Linked DNA regions of Homo sapiens: region 1 is linked to region 2. Evidence: read pairs that join two places in POLR2A ChIA-PET (ENCODE). Cell type or tissue: CD4-positive, alpha-beta T cell. All regions are shown on one strand. Links, peaks and the distances in the headings refer to the core of each region. The heading gives the core; the rest is flanking DNA.

Evidence for each region. ChIA-PET counts read pairs that join two places held together with the same protein. Peaks named below come from ENCODE experiments on the same cell type or tissue, not always from the same donor. Only the 100,000 strongest peaks of a DNase experiment are listed, where the experiment ranks them.
Region 1: POLR2A ChIA-PET joins it to region 2 with 6 read pairs; 2 of 35 experiments call an interaction of 5 or more read pairs at or near these places.

What each region holds. Positions count from the first base shown.
Region 1 is chr3:60,050,084-60,060,207 of GRCh38, forward strand. The region is part of intron 5 of FHIT (fragile histidine triad diadenosine triphosphatase); the gene reads right to left. Among named protein-coding and RNA genes, the nearest start is that of MIR548BB, 560 kb to the right of the region's middle. RefSeq lists a silencer at 4,935-5,138. In CD4-positive, alpha-beta T cell, for the core only: no CTCF peak of the experiment used is centred there; a DNase peak (open chromatin) is centred at 3,628.
Region 2 is chr3:60,408,539-60,418,662 of GRCh38, forward strand. All of the region lies in intron 5 of FHIT (fragile histidine triad diadenosine triphosphatase), which reads right to left. Among named protein-coding and RNA genes, the nearest start is that of MIR548BB, 200 kb to the right of the region's middle. In CD4-positive, alpha-beta T cell, for the core only: no CTCF peak of the experiment used is centred there; no DNase peak of the experiment used is centred there.

The DNA of each region.
Region 1 (10,124 bases), core at 2,482-4,981, 360 kb before region 2:
CCATTTATATCTTTGCTTATTAAAAATTTTGAATTCACATCTTTTATTTACCAATTAGTAGAAGTAAAAAGATATATTCCCAGTATAAATCTCTTGTCCACTGTTAGACGTAATTTTTCAGCTATTATACGTATCTCCAATATTTTCTTAGCTTGTACTTTGTTCATTTTTCCCATAGTTTATTTCATTGAACACAAATCTTTAATTATAATTAAATTCCTTAAATTTTACCTTTATTATTTCAAGAAATTCTACCCTAGTAAGAAATTGTGAAGAAATTTCATCTTTTCTACTCTTGGTTTATAGTTTCGCCTTCCATATTTGGATCTTCAGTCCATCATGAAGCCCTATAGCACTTAGAGCAGCAGATGGTTGCCAACATCCTAGGCTTAGGTACTTGCCATTTGAGAATCTGAACAAAACTGAAGACTTTCTTACTGAAAGAATGTATGTGCATAAAATACTATATATATAATTTCAGGCTGTTCCCAGACCTCTACTGCAAGCCCTTTCATGTATCCTTATGCAGTCCACAGAATCCAGGCGCAGGATCCCCGAGTCTCACAGATTCTACTCTCTATTCAAAAACTTCATTGTATTTTTCATGGCTTTGCTCACCATCTTTTTCTGGGTTATCTCATATTCTCAACTAGTTTATGAGCTCCTTACGGACAGAGACCTAGATCCAGGCATCTCCAAGATTTTTCATGGCACCTGAGAGCTGGGAGTGCTCAATAAATACGCCCCTTAGCAAGTGATATTCCAGAAATCAGACTCAGAGAAGAGAATGTGGTGTAAGGCCCAGGGGATTACTCTAAAGAGGCCTCCATTAATTCATGCATTCAATCAACAGTCATTGAGCTTGTCCACTGTTTCAGGTCCTGGGCTACATGGAAGATAATCAAGGGAAAGGCCACAGTTTGTGTCCTCAGAGGGTTCCTATTCTAGAGGGGACAGCAAAGGAGAAGTAATTATAACACGGGGCATCAATGCTCTGCTAAAGTAAGGAAGTAGGGAGCTTCTGGTCTGCATAACAGGAGGGTACCTAATGGGGCCTTTGAGGTAGGGGAAGGTTGGGCCTCTCAGCAGGAGTCATGTTTAGGCGGAGACTCACAAAAATGCATAGTGTTAAAAAAATTAAATTTAGCCTGAGGCTGTCTCCGTAATTTGAGTCCCTACCTAAGGAACTGCAGCCTAACCTAACTTAGTCTATTAAACACACCGAAAGCCTAATTTAGGATGCTTTTTTTTTTTTTTTTTGTAACAGCAGCTGAGCTTCAGCCAATCACAGGCTGCCAACTGATCAGACCATGACCAAATAAGGTGAACACCTAGACATAACTTAAGGAGGAGGCAGGATTTGACTGAGGAGGCAGGGCTCGGACACCAGATCAAATCAAAGACTACCTAGAACAGGGACAGAGTGGAAGTACATTTCCGTAAGATATGCCCACCACTGGTGCCATGCCACTTTATCTCTCCAGCACTTAATAGATTCTACCTGAACCCCTCACCCTCAACTGCTATTAACTGAACCTGGAAATCTGAGTATCTATATCTGTAGTGCATTAATGATTCTATATTTTGCACCCACTGTGTATTAATGACACAAAAGTGGAGGTTTCCCTTCAATGCTTTGATCCAACTCTAAGCTGCCAAGTCCCCAAGGCTGTAACAGTGTATACAGGATTCTACTTGTGAGCAAGGAAACAAACCATATATGGTGACTTCTCTCAGATAACAACATACAGGAAAAAAATAAAACAAACAAACAAAACAACTGCCTAATCTGGGAAGGTAGGAGTACTGACCCACTCTGTGAAACAAAGATTGGTTGGGTATCTCCATTGGAACAGGGCAAGAATATCTCTACAGACCCAATTTGGCAGCAATGGATAGATATCAGATGTTGTGGAGCCTCTATTTGCACCCCAACTGGACTAATTTTTGTTTGTGGCCATTAATGGGGAAAAGTCATACCCCATATTCACTCTTGACTACCCCATGAGCCACTTGTTTTTAGGAGTGGCTTTCCCTTGTATATAAAAAACTTGGAACAGAGGTGAATGTAGGATGGCCACTCTTGCTTCTCTAGGGGTCACAGTCTATAATCCCATAAGAACCAAGAACACCAGAAATAAACAAGCAACAGCATTAATTCTAGCAGGAATCAGAGCAGCAATAGAACGAGTGGCATCCTGGGGCAGCTTTGCCTATCACGAGTACACCCTGAAAAACTAGACTCAAACTCTAGAATCCCTAGCCACCAACACAGGTCATGTACTAAAGGGAATCCTAGAGTCCTTAGAATCTTTGGCAAATGTACTTCTTGGTAACTCATTCTGAGGGCTGCCCGATTAGTTGACTGCTCTTTGGTCAAACTCTGTTAAATTAAACTTGTCTACAGTTTTTCTTTTACCAGTAGGCAGCTCATCTGAAAACAGTAGGAGGGAAAAGAGGGAATCCTAGAAATCGATCTGTCATAAACATTGTGAACTGGCTAGAGTGCTCCTGCCTTTTCCTGGGAATCAGAAAGTAGCAGCCAGACAGGAAACCAAACCACCTGATCTTTTACAAACAGGAATCAGATCACTGTACTGCCACATTTAAAGCCACCAGGGGCATCCCATCTAGGATGGGATGGGAAAAAGTATGTCTAAAATATATATACATAGTGTATATAAATATATATTATATATAATATAAATAGTATATAAAATATATAAGTATATATTACACATATAATTTTTTCTTAGTATAAGTATGTCCCGCGTAATATTTGCAATGTAACTTACACTAACAAAGTATGTGTTATTTATCAGAAAGTCAAATTTATGGCAGTTAAACCTGCCAGCCCAAAGCACTTAAAATATAAAATTACACTTAAAATAGAGTCTTCAGTATTATATTTTCTCTGGCTTTCATCTTAGTGTGAGCTCTGCATTGTTCCCCATGCTTCAGGCATGCTGACCAGTGAGAATGAGAATAAGAATGCCAAGCTCCATCCCATCTTAGCACCTTGGCTTCTGTATCTTCTTTCCATTTAGAATGTGTTTTCCCTCTTTCTTAGCGTGGTTGGTTTCTTCTCTTCTTTCAAATACCAGTTTAGATGTCACCTCCATAGAGAGGCCTTCCCTAACCACACCACCTAAAGTAGGCTATCCCAATTATTTTCTCTCTAGATACATATATATATGTCAGTCCATAAACATTTTATTCTTTCACTTCTAAACTGTTGCCCTCACCATTATGTCAGAGACTTCTGCCTTTTGCATCTTTGTGTCCCTAGCCCTTAGCAAAATGTCTGTCACATACGAGATACTCAACAAATTTTTATCATATAATGGAAATCTTAAGTTAGTATTTTCTCTGGTGCTTCCAAGACATGCATTTTGCCTAGACATGTTATTGTTCGTCATGTGAACTGGCTATGGCAAAACACATTGCCTTCAGAGAGAAAGAGCCACACAAGTTGGAAAGGAAAGGTCACAAGGATGAAAGAACTCTATCAACATTAATGCCTTATAAAAAAATCTCTTAAGAGATACCAAAAGATGGAAAGAAATTGAGTCTATCATTTGAAGACATCCCCCACCCCCGCTTTTTTGCTTTCCTGCAAGTCATATCTGAGTCATACCTAAGGCACTTTGGCTGTGCCTCCTTGTGGTCCTCTCCATTTCTTACTACTTCATCTCATCACTTTACCACCTTCAAAGAGTCCTTTCCTCATATAACCTCACATGATGTTCACAGGATTAAAAAACTCCAAACGTTCAATAGAGAAACAACATTTTCTTAAAAATATACAGACAGACATATGCGAATTCTTTCAACATGCTTATAAATCTATCCACAACCCTACTCAGAGTATGCTTCAAATGTAAATCAGAAGCCATATATATTGTATTCTTCCAAGTGATTACTCTGGAAAAGAAAAATCACACATATTTATTGAGAGGAGAACAAATTTAATAATTTTGCTCAATCATCAAAAACATTTCTAAATATGAGCTATGATAGGAAAAAAATCAGTTTAACTTTACATATGAATTATTTTCCTGTTTTAATCATAGAATTTTTTAAAGTTTTGGATTAGATTCAAATTTCTTCAGAGAACTAAATGATAAGTTTGCAAACAATTACTGGAAAGAAATAAGGACAGGTGAGAGCAAAAGAAAGAAAAACGGTTACAGAGTGTAAAACTATTTTCAAGCACAAAGTTAAAAACTTCTAATACAGAACCTGGAAAACACTTTATGTGTGTGAGATAAATGAAAGCGTTGAGGTCAGATTAGAAAAACAAAACAAAACAAAACATAGCTTCTACTGACAAATGTAAATGCACCCTGTGATCCTGTTGCCAATGAAGTGGCATTGCTCTGATGTACCACTCCCATCCCAACCCAAGCACACACTTGTCAATGAGCACCAGGGTTTTCAAATTATCCAGAACTCTATCATAATGATGGAGCTAGGAAGTTCTTTCAGCCTCTTAACAGCAGCGCATTATTTTCCCTATAGATAATACTGAGAACATGGCAACACTTCTGCCTGATCTGCTTATTAATAATACCCAACACAGCATTTATTAGATAGAGAACTACTAGATGTTAGGTGCTGGGTTAAGCACAGGAAAAGAATCAACAAATTCTACATCATTTTCTTTGTTGTGTTGGTGGTGGTGGTTACTGTTGTTTATACCTTCAGATCTCTTTCTACACTAAATTTTTGGGTAGAAATGTTTAAATATCATCCTTAGCCTCCGCAATAATAATAGCATTTCATCACTATCACTGGTGAGAAATTTGTGTTTTATTTTTGTTTACATTTTACATTAAGAAATTAATGAAGTGGGAATGGCTACCTTTGCTGTATACTCCAAACTCCCACTGATCTGTGTGTGGGTTGCGTGTTTGTCTAGAGAGGACAGTTGCCCAACACAGGAAAAAAAATACCCTGTCATTATATGATTTTTCACAGAACTAAAAAGAAATAAACTACCCCCATTCCAAAGCGTGGCCTCCTATCTTTTTGCTACACCTCATATACTTTTCTCACATGGCAAGAAGGGTACCCTTGACTGCTCAGTGCCTCTCCCTCCTCTTGATGCTGAGATGCTCCAAAACACCACTGGGGTTCTTCAGGAGGGATTTCATTGTCAACTCCAGCTTGCAGTACAGGGAAGTGACATCTAGAGTGGGCCTCTTTTTGTCACTTTCCCCATACTACCACACACATAAAAATGCCTGTCAAACACTGTCCTACATACATGGATGAGAAAAAGAAATAAGCACTCTACTATGAAAGACTCTAACTAGAAAAAGCAAGGAGATGCCAACTGACAAATGTATGGTGATGGACTTTCTTTTTTTTTTTTTTTCCAATTCTCAGATTTATTTCTGAGGCTCTCAGCCAATTTCTGTGTCATAAAGATGGTGCAGTTCAGAGCTTAATTGCTTTAGCACTTGCACCAAGAAAAACTGTATTGCAAACAATGAAGAAAGAAGAGAGGAAACCAACATTTTCTAGGCACTGGCCACGTGGCAACCAGTGTACAAGGCATTTAGAGAAAGCTTTTTGATTCCATTCAATCCTGGAAACCAACATGTTGAAGGGCCAGATTTTTCACCATTTTATAGGGATGCAAACTTTAGCTCAGAGAGGTTAAATGACTTGCCAACAGTCACACAACTAGCACTTAGAGGAACGGGAAGGCTAACTCGGAGCTGATGCTGCAGCTTACACTCACTCCCCACTCCCACGCAACACAAACTCTTTCTAGGCAGCTTCGAAGGTACCAAACAAGTGGCTCCTAAGGACTCAGTAAACATTCCTGTCAGCTGGCCAAGATGAATATTTTGGATAATGTCCAGACACGTGAAATACCAGCTTTAAGTTGTGGAAGTGCTTCAGGCACAACCAAGTCTCATTTACGTCCTTTAAAAAATAGTCATGACCTGCCCCCTTCACACACTGTCATTCTTCTGGAAGGTATCTGAGAGCACAGCTCTGCAAATGCCAAGAGCATTATGCAGTTTCCATACATAGGGCTTCCTGAGTCAGGTTTGGCAGGGCAGGGGTTCAGTGTACAATATTTCTGCCTTATTTCTTTAAGTTTCTCTTGGCTACAGCTCTTAAGAGACACACAGAGGGAATGGATTCTGTAGAAGATTTCTCCCAGAAATTTTGGTGTAGATTAGAAAGCTTGGTTTGCTTCTGGTTCTATTACTTGAGATTTATTTGGAACTAAAAGGTTTTCTGCCTGAGAGTAACCATTTAATATATTGGGGAGGGGGGAAGAATAAAATGCTCCTTTTGTTTTGCTATTTGCACCACCCTGTCCCGATTCTATTGTTTGCAGTAAGTTTTGTAAGAGAAACTCTTCTGCACTCCTTATTGTGTTACAAGTTTAGATGTACCCAAACCATCAGCAGTTAGATTCCAAGTATACGCTTTTGATTGATTCAAGTGCATTACCCGGGAGGGTGTGTGCTTTGCTCTGTTGTTCTTCCAGCCAACTCCCTTGCCAGCTGCTGAAATGATGCCACCACCGGTCTCCATGTCATGCAGATTTTACACCCTGATACCAGGAAAGCAGAAGCATTTCTCAAAAGACTTTTTGCTGGCTTGGCAGGAAAACAGAAATTGCTTTTTATCAAAATGAAAAAGGTTTTCTTCATGGGAAACAGCAAAAGCAGTTTGAAAGAGGGGCCAATACTTTTATCCTAGATAAGGTGTTTTCAGCAGAGCAGACAGAAAAACATGTTTTCCTTCCTTTCATGACATCAATCAGATCCCCAAAGCCAGCTACCTTTATTCACAGAACAGATGGAGCGGTAATGGTCCCAGAGGCCACTCTTCCTGGTCTGGGGATCTTGCCATCCCTGCCTGAAAGTTCTCAAATCCAAGCTCTGGGAACTTGGGATGCTTTTTTCTGCCTCTCCCACACTCCAAGAGGAACACATCCACTATTATGCATGTCTTCATTCTTTGTCCTGGGTGGAACTTCTGGGGGTGGGAGAATGGGTGATAAAGGGGGAAGTGGGATTCACTTTGTGAACACCTACTAGAAGCCAAGCCAGGTACATCCTATGCATTATTTCATATAAACCTTACCACAAAACTTTGAGTGGTATTATTATGTCCATATGACAGACGCCAAAGAAGTAGACTAGGGGAGTTAAATGAAATCCCAAAAGTCATATACTAATATGTGGAATACTAGTAAAATCTGGAATGTGAACCCTGCCTGGTCTGTTGCTTCAGAGCTTTGATGTGCCACCAACAAACACTTCCATGCCTCTCTGCTTAGAGGCCCAGTTTAAAATGCTATCCTCTGGATAAATATGTGGTAGGTCCATACAATGGAATATTACTCAGCCATGAAAATGAAATTCTGACACGTTACAACATGAATGAACCTTGAAAACATAAGCTAAGTGAAATAAGCCAGTCACAAAGGATGATATTGTGATTCTGAAACCAACCCAATAATCCCATAGATAGTTTTTTGGATAGACGTAGAAATTGACCTTTGTGGTCTTAATGCTTGAAGTTTATATTTGTTTTAACTGAGTTCCTTCCTCAGGAAATGACCTTCAGGCCTCTCGAAAAAAAAAAAAAAGTATTGGCAAACTGAAACTCACCAGATCACCACATTTTGACAATGAGATGCTGGACCCCTCATTCTCAGGATTGCTTCCTTGCCTCTCCCTAGTTCCTGTTTTCTTATACATTATTACATTTCTTCCTGGCTATATAAACCCCTGGTTTTACATAGTCTGGTTTTGGTCAGGGAAATGGATTTGAGACTGAACTCCCTTCTTCTTGGCAATACTCATCATCTCAGTGACTGGTTTTCTGCACGGCAAACAGCAGGACCTAGACCGAACCCCTAGTGTTTTGGTAACAATTCCACTTCTGTGAGGTACCTAGAATAGGCAAGCTTACAGAGACAGAAAAGTAGAACACAGATTACCAGGGGCTGGGGGAGGGAGAAAGTAGTCCGGGGAATAGGGAGTTATTGTATAATGAGTACAGAGTTGTGTTTTTTTTTTTTTTTTTTTTTTTTTTTTGAGACAGAGTCTCGCTCTGTCACCAGGCTGGAGTGCAGTGGCTCGACTCGATCTCGGCTCACTGCAATCTCCGCCTCCTGGGTTCAAGCAATTCTCCTGCCTCAGCCTCCTGAGTAGCTGGGATTACATGCCCAGCTAATTTTTGTATTTTTAGTAGAGATGGGGTTTCACCATGTTGGGCAGGATGGTCTGGATCTCTTGACCTCATGATCTGCCCGCCTCAGCCTCCCACACTGTTGGGATTACAGGCGTGAGCCACCGTGCTGACCGTGTACAGAGTTTCTATTTGAGATGACAGAAACTTCTGGAGTTGGATAGTGTGATGACTGCACAACATTGTGAATGTACTCAGTACCACTGAATGACACAGTTAGAAATGGTTAACATGCTAAATTTTATGTTATGTGTAGTTTGCCATCACACAAAAATGTTCCCTGCTTTTCCCTTTGAAAGATGCCACATCTGCCCTGATTCCAAAGCTCTTTCTTAGAATTGACTCCCACTAGCTGTAAAGTGACACAAAAGATGATCTACTCCAGGCATGCCAACTCAAATCCACTGATAGTGACAGCTAGCAACACTGTGTTAAGAAAGATTATGAGGATGTTTTCAGGGCCAAAAAAGATAAATAACATGATCGATTTGTAAAAATCCCCTCACAATGAGACATCGAAATGTTGGATAAAATACAACAAAATATTAATTGTTCTGGGAAATGTGAATTGGGAAACACAGACCAAGTGGCAAAAGCTTGGGCAGAGAGTCATGGTATTCAGAGGCCATGATGGTCAAATACAGGTTGATCTTCTAAAAACATAGGAACCGAGTGAGTAAGAAAATCAAGGCAACTAAAACGAAGAAAATGTTACAGTAGGTAGGTAGTCAGGCGTGATGGGGCAGGAGAGGGCCCTCCCAACACCCCCACCAGGAAAGCCACGCTACCATCAGGTGATGGTCAGGTGGTTGTTAACTCTCTTTAAAATAATAATTTGTCACAGCCAGCACCAGGGAAAGACCGTCTTCCTATATTGATAGGAAACACCTGTAACTGGTAATCAGCAGTTTTCAGGAGTTGGGCGAGTGAGCACAAGCATGCGCATTAAGAGACAAAATGGCAGAATATGGTTTTCTGGGGCATTCCACTGGAAAAGGGAAGAAAGCCTCAGGTGGGCATACATACAACTTCTTAAACACACTCACATGCTCACCTCCCACATGTTAGCAGGCCACACACATGTGGGTGGCCCACCTTAAGAGAAGAACCATGGGAAAAGGGACACAAGGCCCAGAAGTACAACAACATATAAAACCCACGTCAAAAGGTCAAACGTTACATGTGACCTTCACAGTGCCTGCTTGGGTCTCTTCCAGATATACTTTCCTTTCTTTCCTGTGCTAAAGCTTTTTAATAAACTTCCACTCCTGCTCTAAAACTTGTCTCAGTCTCTTTTCCTGCCTTATGCCCCTCAGCTGAATTCTTTCTCAGGAGGCAAGAACTGAGGTTGCTGCAGGCCCATATCGATTAGCCGCCAGTAACCCAAATATTCATTGCCCCCAACAAAAAGAGCAGAGGTTTTCTGTGCCTACGAGGTTCATGAATGAGGGCTGCCTAGAGCTCCCCCCATTCTTGTTGGGTCTCCCCTTCTAGTACAAGACTCCTTGTAGCTTTGCAATAAGTTTACCTTTTCCTTATAAAACTTTACTAGCTATTCTTCAAATCGACAATGGTTTGACTTCAACAGGTCTTCATGGGGTGATCACATCATGTGTCATCCATAGAGGGTAATTTGAACTTATAAGCATTAACCGTGCTCCATGAGTTGTTGTTTTTTGTTTTGTTTTGTTTTCCTTTTGCTTTGATAAACAACATACCCAGATACATGGGGGAAAAATGGTAGTCATCCAATTTCTTCATATTGCCAGACTCACAGCAACAGGAAAGTGACGTTATTAACCCTGGGGAGCCTCTATAACTTCTTAAACCATAAACAAAAATAAAGAACATAATGGAAGGTATAATTGGTGTTAAAAAAAAAAACCCAAATGTTT
Region 2 (10,124 bases), core at 3,514-6,013:
AAGAAAGGAAAAAGATCAGTGAATGTCTCAAGAAGACAAAAATAAAGGAGATTAGGAGAGACAATCAGGGAGAGAAAAGAAATGTTGACGGTTAAGAGGAGAAATAATTGACAACAGAAAATGAAGGTCAGTCATCTGGGCCAAGTGTATCATTTACTTATCAACTTGGTATTTCCTAAGATCTAATGTGATAGGAGATACTACAGAAATTAGAATGAAATATGACTTTAATATTGATTAAGTTCTATCCTGGCACTTGCCCTCAAAGGAAAGATCAATTACCATAATCAGGGAATAGACTTTTTTAAAAACAAAAAACAAAAGCCATAATTCCAGTGGCTTTCCTGAGAGAATTTATGAGTATTGCCATAGATTAAAGAATGGATATCCTCCAGCAGATGACAGCAAAAAATTCTGTAGCACAGAGTTTAGGGACTCGAGTCTGGAGTCAGACTCGGGGGCTCAAACGCCAACTTTGCAGCTTAAGAGTTGGGTGACTCCTGCAAGTTCCTTACTATTTATTTGATCCTCAGTCTCCTTCTCAGCAAAACAGGAGAGTACAGATTTCATTGGATTCTTGTAAATACTGAATATGATAGTGTATGTTACAAAAGTAAATCATAAGCCCAAAGTTCTTTTACTTGGCCTTGATTAAAATTATAATTAAAGCATTGGCTATTAGGTTCAGAGCATTTAGGGGTAAACTTCTAAGCAAAGAAACTGTTAACCCAAGCACTACTGAAAACATAAATCCTGGAGTAATCATAACCCTTTGTTTAGAGAGAAGAAAGAAAAGGTCTAAAGACTATTTAAAGTAAAGTGAAATTTGAGACCAATCTGTGGAGTTCGTGTTCTTGTAAAGCTGAATATAGGCATCATTTGGTTTACCAGAGCTGGCAATGATCTATCGCACAAATTGAAAGATTTACTTTAACTGTGAATCTGTAACCTTGGACTCTGGATATTTATAGCTGTAATGAGAAATTACATTTGTTAGAATGTTTGTATTAACTTTTTTCCCCACAGGAACTTGGTTTGCCAACTAACCTTGTAATAACCATAGACTAAGATGTCAGTGATCTAGTTACAGTTTACTCAAGCCATTTGAAAAGCTGAACATTTTCTTGCTGAAAGTAATACATCTAAAGTCATACTTCCCTGAGAGAATAAGTCATTTTGGAGTTAATCAAGAAAGGGACAGATTATCATCAAAATACAATGCAAAAATCTCAATTTTTCACAACAATGCAATTCATTCAGCAAATCTCAATACTCCCATGCTACACGAACCTTCTTTAGATTTTCTCCTGGGTGTATCTTTGAAGGAGCATGAGGAATATTTGCTATGGCTCAAAAACCAGATATGCATTCCATCTGTTTAAAAGCTTATAGGGTATTATAGATGAAGCAAGCTTCTAAATTCAACCTTAAATAATGGGAAAATCGAACAAAAACAACACCCTAACAGATTTATTTTAATAATTCTGGCAAGAAGTACAAATCTAAGGAAACAGAAGCAAAATACAGGATAATTCAGAATACTAAGAACCTGCTATTGTTTAACTGAAAGCATAGGTAAAAGTTACAAAAAGTGATGCCACGTTTTGATGCTGCTTACTGGCTGCATCTAGAGAGAGGCAAGGAGGTATCAGGCATTTCTGCCAAAGCTAGGTGAGGTATTAACCACTGAGAAGATAATAGGAATAGATGAGCAAGTTATCCAGATGGTACAAGATGGCAGGTAATGTATGGATAATTGCAAGCCTCTCCGGAGTTAAGGGTACTAAAGAAAAGAAAGTCTATGTCTAAAGAGGAGAAAAGAAGACAGACAAGCTGGTTACATTGGAGATTTTTATTTATAAGACTGACACAGGTTAATTTCATTCCCATCAAGCAATTATTAATAAATTCTCACAAGGTTTTATCGTGGATAAAAGAATTGTAATACGTGATTTTAAATATTTTAATTGCCAAAAATAAATTTCCAAAGTATTCACAGCATTTTTTTACTTTGAAAAGTAATTAGCATAAGCAAATAACACCTCCTGGGTGACTACTTAACATATATACTGGCTACTATTCATGAAATTGTATTTAAAATGCAGAGTCAAATTTCCATATGTAAGATAAACAGTATATTCTTCATTTCATTTTTAAAAATATAAGAGATTAATTAGCTAAATAATTTCCCTGGAAAACTATTAAGTAGGACAGAGGATTCAAGACCCTAAAATTAATTTTTCAAATGTTAAGAGGTTTATACATCCAAGCTCACTTCCATTCTCATATTGCTTATTTAATGACTTCCTGCAAACACAGACACCACAGCCCAAGATCTTTCTCTTTCCTATATGGAGTAATAAGACAGAGAACTTAAAGTTTTGGTCTTTGCAAAATATGTGTACTTTCTTCTTGACCATTAATTCTTGAGCCCTGAGGCAGATAGAAAAATTGGAGTAGTGTGCCAAATGTCAATGTAAAGGAGACAAATTTGACAGGAGATGGAGAAGCATTAACCCCTTATACCTATATATCTAAAATGGTATGTTATATATGTTAAATACACATAAAGGATTTCTGTCTGCACCATCATAGAACGATCTAAGATTCAAGCACCCAAAATTACATGATACTGATGCCAGTATTCTTTACATATTAGAAAAATCTTGAACTAGTTCTTAAATCTGATGACTTGGGTCTCCCCAGTCTGTTCAATAAGACATTTTGACTCCTATTAAGAAGAAACACTCTTCTTATTTCAACTTGGAAATTAACAAAGAAAACAGCATTCATTGTAGGGAAAAATGGCACATTATTTTTTATAACCTCCTCTTACTTGAGTAGAAAAATAATCCACTTAATGTGTCTAGAAGGGCAGTAACCCTACATTAGGGGAGAACAGACTCCCAGGGAAAAAGCCATTTACAAAACATTGAGGAACTGCCAAACGTTGTAGGGTTCATACAGCCACAGCTAATTACTATGTATATTGTATTTCTGGACCTACTGGCAATATATTGGCTGATCTTTCTGGATTGTGTCTTCTCAGCTGAACGTTGTTTATTTCCCACATCATGCAAATGACAGGGAGGATGTTGGTCTATTTTGTGATTGGCAGGGTAAAAACTTAAAATTGTGTTTTAGATTAGGTCACAAAAAAGTGTGCCAGATGGTTGTTAACAAAAAAGAAAATGCTTTCAACAAACCTCACATGTTGTATAATCTTGGACAAAATACAAAAGATGTAAATGTCCTGCCACAAATATATTGGAGCTGGATCCACCTGACAATGCTGAAATATCTAGTAGAAACAATTCCCAAAGAGGTATGAATCTGACTTTTCTCTCTAGAAAAACTGCTGGATGACTTCTTAGAAAAGTTAAGTCAGAACCCATGTTTTTTTAAAAAATCATTTTTCAGTGGTACCTTTGTATTTATTGTCTACTCTAGTATTTTCTCTTGCCTGGGGTGGGGGGAAACATTTTTTCACCTGTATTATCTTCAGAGAAGATAATACACCTGCAGTGTTTTAGCTTGGAAAGTTTTAAAAAGTAAACAGGACATGGTGGCACATACCTGTAGTCTCAACTACTTAGGAAGCTGAAGCATGAGGATGGCTTGAGCCTAGGAGTTTCAGTCTAGCGTGGGCAACATAGTGAGACTCCCATCTCTAAAGGTAAGTAGATACATAGGTAAATAAAACAAAGGCAGTATATTTTCATTTCCTTAATAAAAATCTTGAGGAAGGTGGGGGAAAAGGCATGTACTAGCTTGCGTTCCTCATAGTCCATTAGCAGATAATTTTCTCAATAGTGTATGAGGACAAAAATAAATAAATAAGACCAGTTTCACATTTAGGTCCCTAGAGATTCACAATCATCATCTCCCTTCTGTCTGCCAGGATTTAAATTTTATTTTTAATGTGGCCTCTCTTACGCATTTCCCTCTCTCTGCAGATTTCCTAGTCTCTCCCAAGATAACTGGAATTGTACTCAGTATTAGTCAAGTGAGAGTGCCATTTATTGACCACCGAAGAAAAGCCAGGTACTCTGCAGATCTCACTTCATTCCTCATAGCCATACCAGGAGGTAGCCCATTTGCAGATGGGCAAACTGTAACTCAAGGTTTCTCACCTAGGAAGGGACTGAGCAGAGTCTCAAACTGATATGGTTTGGCTCTGTGTCCCCACCTAAATCTCATTTTGAATTGTAATTTCCCCATGTGGAGGGAGAGACCTGTAATCCCCATGTGTCAAAGGAGGGAAGTAATTGGATTATGGGGGTGGGTTTCCCCCATGCTGCTCTTGTGATCATAAGTAAGTTATCAGGAGATCTGGTGGTTTTATAAGTGGTAGTTTTTCCTGTTTGCACATGCTTTCTCTCACCTGCCACCATGTAAGATGTGCCTGCTTCCCCTTCCACCATGATTGTAAGTTCCCTGAGGCCTCCCCAGCCATGCAGAACTGTGAGTCAATTAAGCCCTTTTTCTTTACAGATTACACAGTCTCGGGCAGTTCTTCATAGCAGTGTGAAAATGGACTAACACACAAACCTAGATCTAACTCTCAGACATGTTGTTGATGTTGACAGAAGGTAAAAGAGTCCATACCAAATGAACATTCTTTTAGCTACATACAGCAATTAATTTTCACCAGCCCTTGAGAAAAGATTTGAAGCACTAGTCAGAAGGAAAATTTATTAAATAGAAGGGAAAGACATCAAAGAGTTAATAAATTCAGAAACTGTACAACTGAGCCAGGTGTTGAACAGAGGACTAGACATGGAGTTAGGGTGAGTAAGAGGGAGAGAGAGAGGGAGAGAAACACTAAGAAAAGAAAGGCAGAGAACCATGCAACGACTTCCCTGATTTTAACAATGAAAGTAGCTCAGAACATAGGAGTTACTTGGCCAATAGAGTTAAAGGTCTTACTTAAGAAGTACCATGCAAATTCCATTTCTGGTTGCCAGACCCTGATATACCACATGTTCATTTCTCAATAAGTGCATGTTAGGTAAATTGACCACTGTCTCTTCTGAAATGGAAATGTCTATAGTGGTAAAGGCATTGCCATTGGATTTGAAAGCTGCAAAGCAAGTTGACTGCAGGGAACTCTGTGTGTGTGTGTGTGTGTGTGTATGTGTATGTGGCTTGTAAATTATTCTTTTAAACTGCTTACAAATTAGCTGTGAAACTGGTAGTATGTAGTTGTCCATGTCAATAACAAAAAAGCAAACACACAAAAAATGCAGATCAGAAGAAACATAACCTCAGTCACTTCATATTAACAGACCATTCACTCATCCATTTGTTTAAATATTTATTTAATAACTACCACATGCTACGCACTGTGCTACATGTTAGGGGATATATTGGTGAATAAAATAGTTATGGTTTTAGCAATTACAAAGCTTACAATCTAGTCAGAAAAACAGACAAAATTCAAGTACAACAGAAATAACTATGTAACTACAAATTGTGATAGAATATGAAGGAAATAAATGAGGCACAATGATAAAGACTGGAATGATAGGCGGGTGGATGACAGAGAAATGCATTTACATACAGTGGTTAGGAAACGCCTTTATGAATCCAAATTCTAGGATCTAGATGGAGCTCTAACTTAAACATATATTGGAATCACATGGAGGGCTTGTTAAACTAGATTGCTGAGCCCCACCCACCAAAGTGTCTGATTCAGTAGTTCTGGAGTCAGGCAGATAACTTGCATTTCTAGTAAGTTCCCAGGTGATGCTGATGTCACCGAACTAGGAAGCACACTTTGCAGAATTACCGGACTAGAGCATAGTGCAGGAGACAGAAAGGGGCCTGAGCTGAGGTTGGAAGAGTAGGCAGGGAAGCTCTAGATACCCTGACACATGCTCAGTGACAATATCAGTGCCAAATTCAGAACCTGTCTAGGACTTGGAGTGAGTCTAATGATCAAGACAACTATGACCACTACTGTTATCTTTGCCAAAGGAAGGACCTCTATTACTCCCTCTTCTAAGCTAAGAACCTGAAAGCAAATTTATCAAGGAATACAAAGAACCAACTCTAAAATCAAACAATATTTTTTACAAAGCATTGCTATATTAACACAGTATCTACCATCCAAAGAACCTGATGTTATCAGAGCATATTTAATAGAGAAGATAAAAGAGATCAAAAGGTGGCATCTGCCTTCAAACATAGAGCGTTCTGAGGATTACGGCAAGGAAGGCATTTCTGTTAATAGTAGAAGATGTGAGCATGCAATTATTGTAAGAATGATCTAAATTATAAGTAAAGAAGATACCCTTGACCTCATCTGGTTTGAAACATTTAACTGGCTTCCAAAGGAAGATAATCTTTATTAGTATTTGAAAAGTTAGATAGAAAGCTACCAGAATTTTGATAGTTTCGTAGCTCTCAACTTTAGTCTTCCCCCAAATCATTTGGGAGCTTGTTAATGGTGTAGATTACCAGAGCCATCCTCAGAGTTTCTGATGGAATCAGATGAAGTGAGGCCCGGGAATGTGCACTTTAATAGGCATCCTCAGGCATTCTGATGCTGGTAGATTAAGGACCACAGTTTGAGAAATACCTAGTTAAGGCATGGTACCCTGTAAATGGCAAAACCCAGATGGATAATCTCTTATGGATTTTGATAGAGATAATTGAAGTTTTACTATGTGCCAGGTACTGCTGGGCACTTCTTAAAAGTACTCCCTTTAGTTTTTAACAATTTAAAAAAATAATACTCAAGTGATGAGAAAATGGGATTCAGCAAAGCAACTTGTCTGTAGTTGATCATGTACCAAATAATTTATAGAGCCAGAATGTAAACTGAGGGTTTCTGACTCCAATAATACATTTATTTCAATGATACTGAGCTCATGATTGCTAACCTTTGTGAAGCTACGACAATCATTAAACGATTTCCTGGCAACCACAGCTTCTCCTAAAAGCATTATGTGATTTGGCCTTTTAAAATAAAGAGAAACAGAGTGTAATCATATCTTGAGACTCTGAAAAATCCTTAGATGTCTAAAAATATTCACAGGTGCTGGACAACCAAGTATATGAATCAATAAGAGAATCCCTAACTTAAAGTCTTGTCCACTGATATTACACTGGACATATCTATCCAACATCAAGCTCAGAGACAGAATGTTTAGCAGTGAAGGGTAGAAACTGAAGACAAACGCCTGAGTTAAAAAAAAAAAAAAAAGTCTCTATCATGGATTAGCTATGTGAAAGTGGGTAAATGATTTGATTTCTCTGAGCCTCACTTTCCTCATCTATAAAATAATAATAATTACTTTGGGATTTTTATATAAGATATTATTATATAATACTATTATATATTATTATTACATACAATATAATTATATATAACATATTAATTCCATTAATTATAATTATAGTGTAAAATATATTATATATAATAGCTTACATATTTTTGAATCATTTGGCATAGTACCTACCACACAGTTGTTCAATACATGTTATCTTAATTCTTATTAAATTATTACTTTTAAGAGGCATGTGATGCAGTTAATAAAATAGTGGAAAAAACATAAAGGCCCAATAAACATAACAAGATGGCCAATCTAATCAGAATTTTGAAAAGGCAAATAATTAAATAAATAAATCAGCAAAATATCACAAAATTCCCCATAAGATCATAAAAAAGTCAATATTCATAGGATAAAAATATTGGTGAAGAAGAGGAGAAATAGGTATTCTCTCTCATAAACCATAAATTGATACAACCAATAAAAGGGCATTTGACAGTTTGTTAAAAAAATTGTTTTAAATGCTGTGATACAGAAATCCTATTTTTTCCTATTGATTCTACACTCAGTAGAACAGATTTCGGTAACCTTTTCCTGTAAAGGGACAAAGAGTAAATATTTTAGAGTTTGTGAAACTTTTTACAGTCTGTCATGATAACTCAAGTCTACCACAATTGTGTGAAAGCAGTCCCAGACAATGCATACATGAATTAGCTTGGCTGTGTTTTAATAAAATTTTATTTATGGACACTGAAAGTTGAATTTTATCTAATTTTCTGGTGTCAAATATTCATATCGTGATTTTTTTTCAACCACTTAAAAATGTAAAAACATTTCTTAGCTTGCAGGCTGTAACAAAACAGCAGCAGGCATGATTTGGCTTAGCAGCTAGCTGTAGTTATTAACTGCTACCTTAGAGTGATACCTACTCATGTGCACAAGGAGGCATGGACAAAGACATTTACTGTAGCGTTAAAAATCTGAGAACAGGCCGGGTGCGGCAGCTGATGCCTGTAATCCCAGCACTTTGGGAGGCCGAGGCGGGAGGATCACGAGGTCAGGAGAGCGAGACCATCCTGGCTAACATGGTAAAACCCCGTCTCTACTAAAAAAATACAAAAAAATTAGCCGGGCGTGGTGGCAGGCGCCTGTAGTCCCAGCTACTCGGGAGGCTGAGGCAGGAGAATGGCATGAACCTGGGAGGCGGAGCTTGCAGTGAGCCGAGATCGCACCACTGCACTCCAGCCTGGTCGACAGAGGGAGACTCCATCTCAGAAAGAAAAAAAAAAAAAAAAATTTGAGAACAACTATTAGATCATCAATAGAGAAATGGCTAAAAAAGTGTGGCTACATCCATAATCTGGAATATTATGTTATTCTATGCTAATACTATGTTAGCAAAAAGAATAATTTATCACATACAATTGTAAGAGATACTCAAGAAACTTCATGGTGAAAAAGCAAGTTGCAACTGTTCAGTAAAAATGCAAGCTATGCTCGGACTTAGAGGTTTTAGTACTTGCACCATTATGGCAGTGAAAAAATTCGTTAGAGAATGAGGTCGGTCACTTTTGGTTCATCATTCTGTGATCACAGAACACAGTGGGTCCATTTGCTGAGACGGAGCCATTTGCTGTTCATAAATGTTTGGATTTGTCTTTCAACAACTAGCTGACAAAGGCATAGGCTTAAATGAGAAAAGAGGCAAAGAAAATATAATAGAAAAACTCAAAGAACACATAATTAAAAGCACTTGGGGGACTCCTGAACAGATTCCTACTGTGTTTTTATACTGAATGTCATCATTCTCAATGATCAGGAGGCAGATGACAGCATCAAGACAATATGGTGTCAAGTCACATTTCAGAATGTTCCCGGGGCTCTGATCAGCATTAGCCTGACTAACCAGATCAGAGAAGAAAGTGGTCACAGCAAATACCCTGTCTCAGTTCATTACTCAACACCTGTTAACTGTGATTAACGGCCCTGGCTAATTATGTGTTAAGAGCATCTCAGGCTGTAATGGATCCCAGAGGTCTGCAAACTTGACTTCATTTACATGTTTGTCTCCTTTCAGAAGGTCTCAGCCAAACATGGCCGAAATCTCCCGAGCATTTTATGAACTCCCATGTCATCAACTCAGAGTTTCAAATACACCAGGGTCTTCCTAGAAAGGACAACGAATGTCTGAGATGTACATTTGTTTCACAGATAAAGCAGGCAAGGTTTAGATTTTATGGCACATAAATGGGCCTCTTGTTGCAATTAATATTATAAAAGGCTGCTAATCTGTGTGCATTAAACTAATTGTTACATTTTGTGATCTCGGCTAAAAGACTAAACTGTATTTAGATGGCAGAATGCACTAAAACCTCGCTTTATGTCTCAAACTAAAACTGCAAAAGTCAGAAATCAAAAAGGCTTCAGAGAAGCTTTTTGTCTACTCATTTTTAGTTTTAAAAATATGTATTAACATTAATTTTACATAATTATGTCATGCTATATTCATACATTAAATATTAATACATATACAAACCTATATATATGTATCTGAATGTGTGTATATATATATATATATATATATATATATATATATATATATATATATATACGTGTATACACACACACCACAGACGATTAGACAGCCCTTACCAAGGTATTTTTCTTGCTTTTCTTAAATGGTATTGAACCTAACTCTTCCTACAGTTAACTGAAAGTCAACTAATTAACATCCCTCCCAACTTTTTTTTTTTTTTTTTTTTTTAGTAGAGGAGCAGAGCTGGCAGCAGACATTAAATCCTTCTTCATTCTTATTTGCTTAGTCTAGCAAAGTAATGAGAAAAAAGT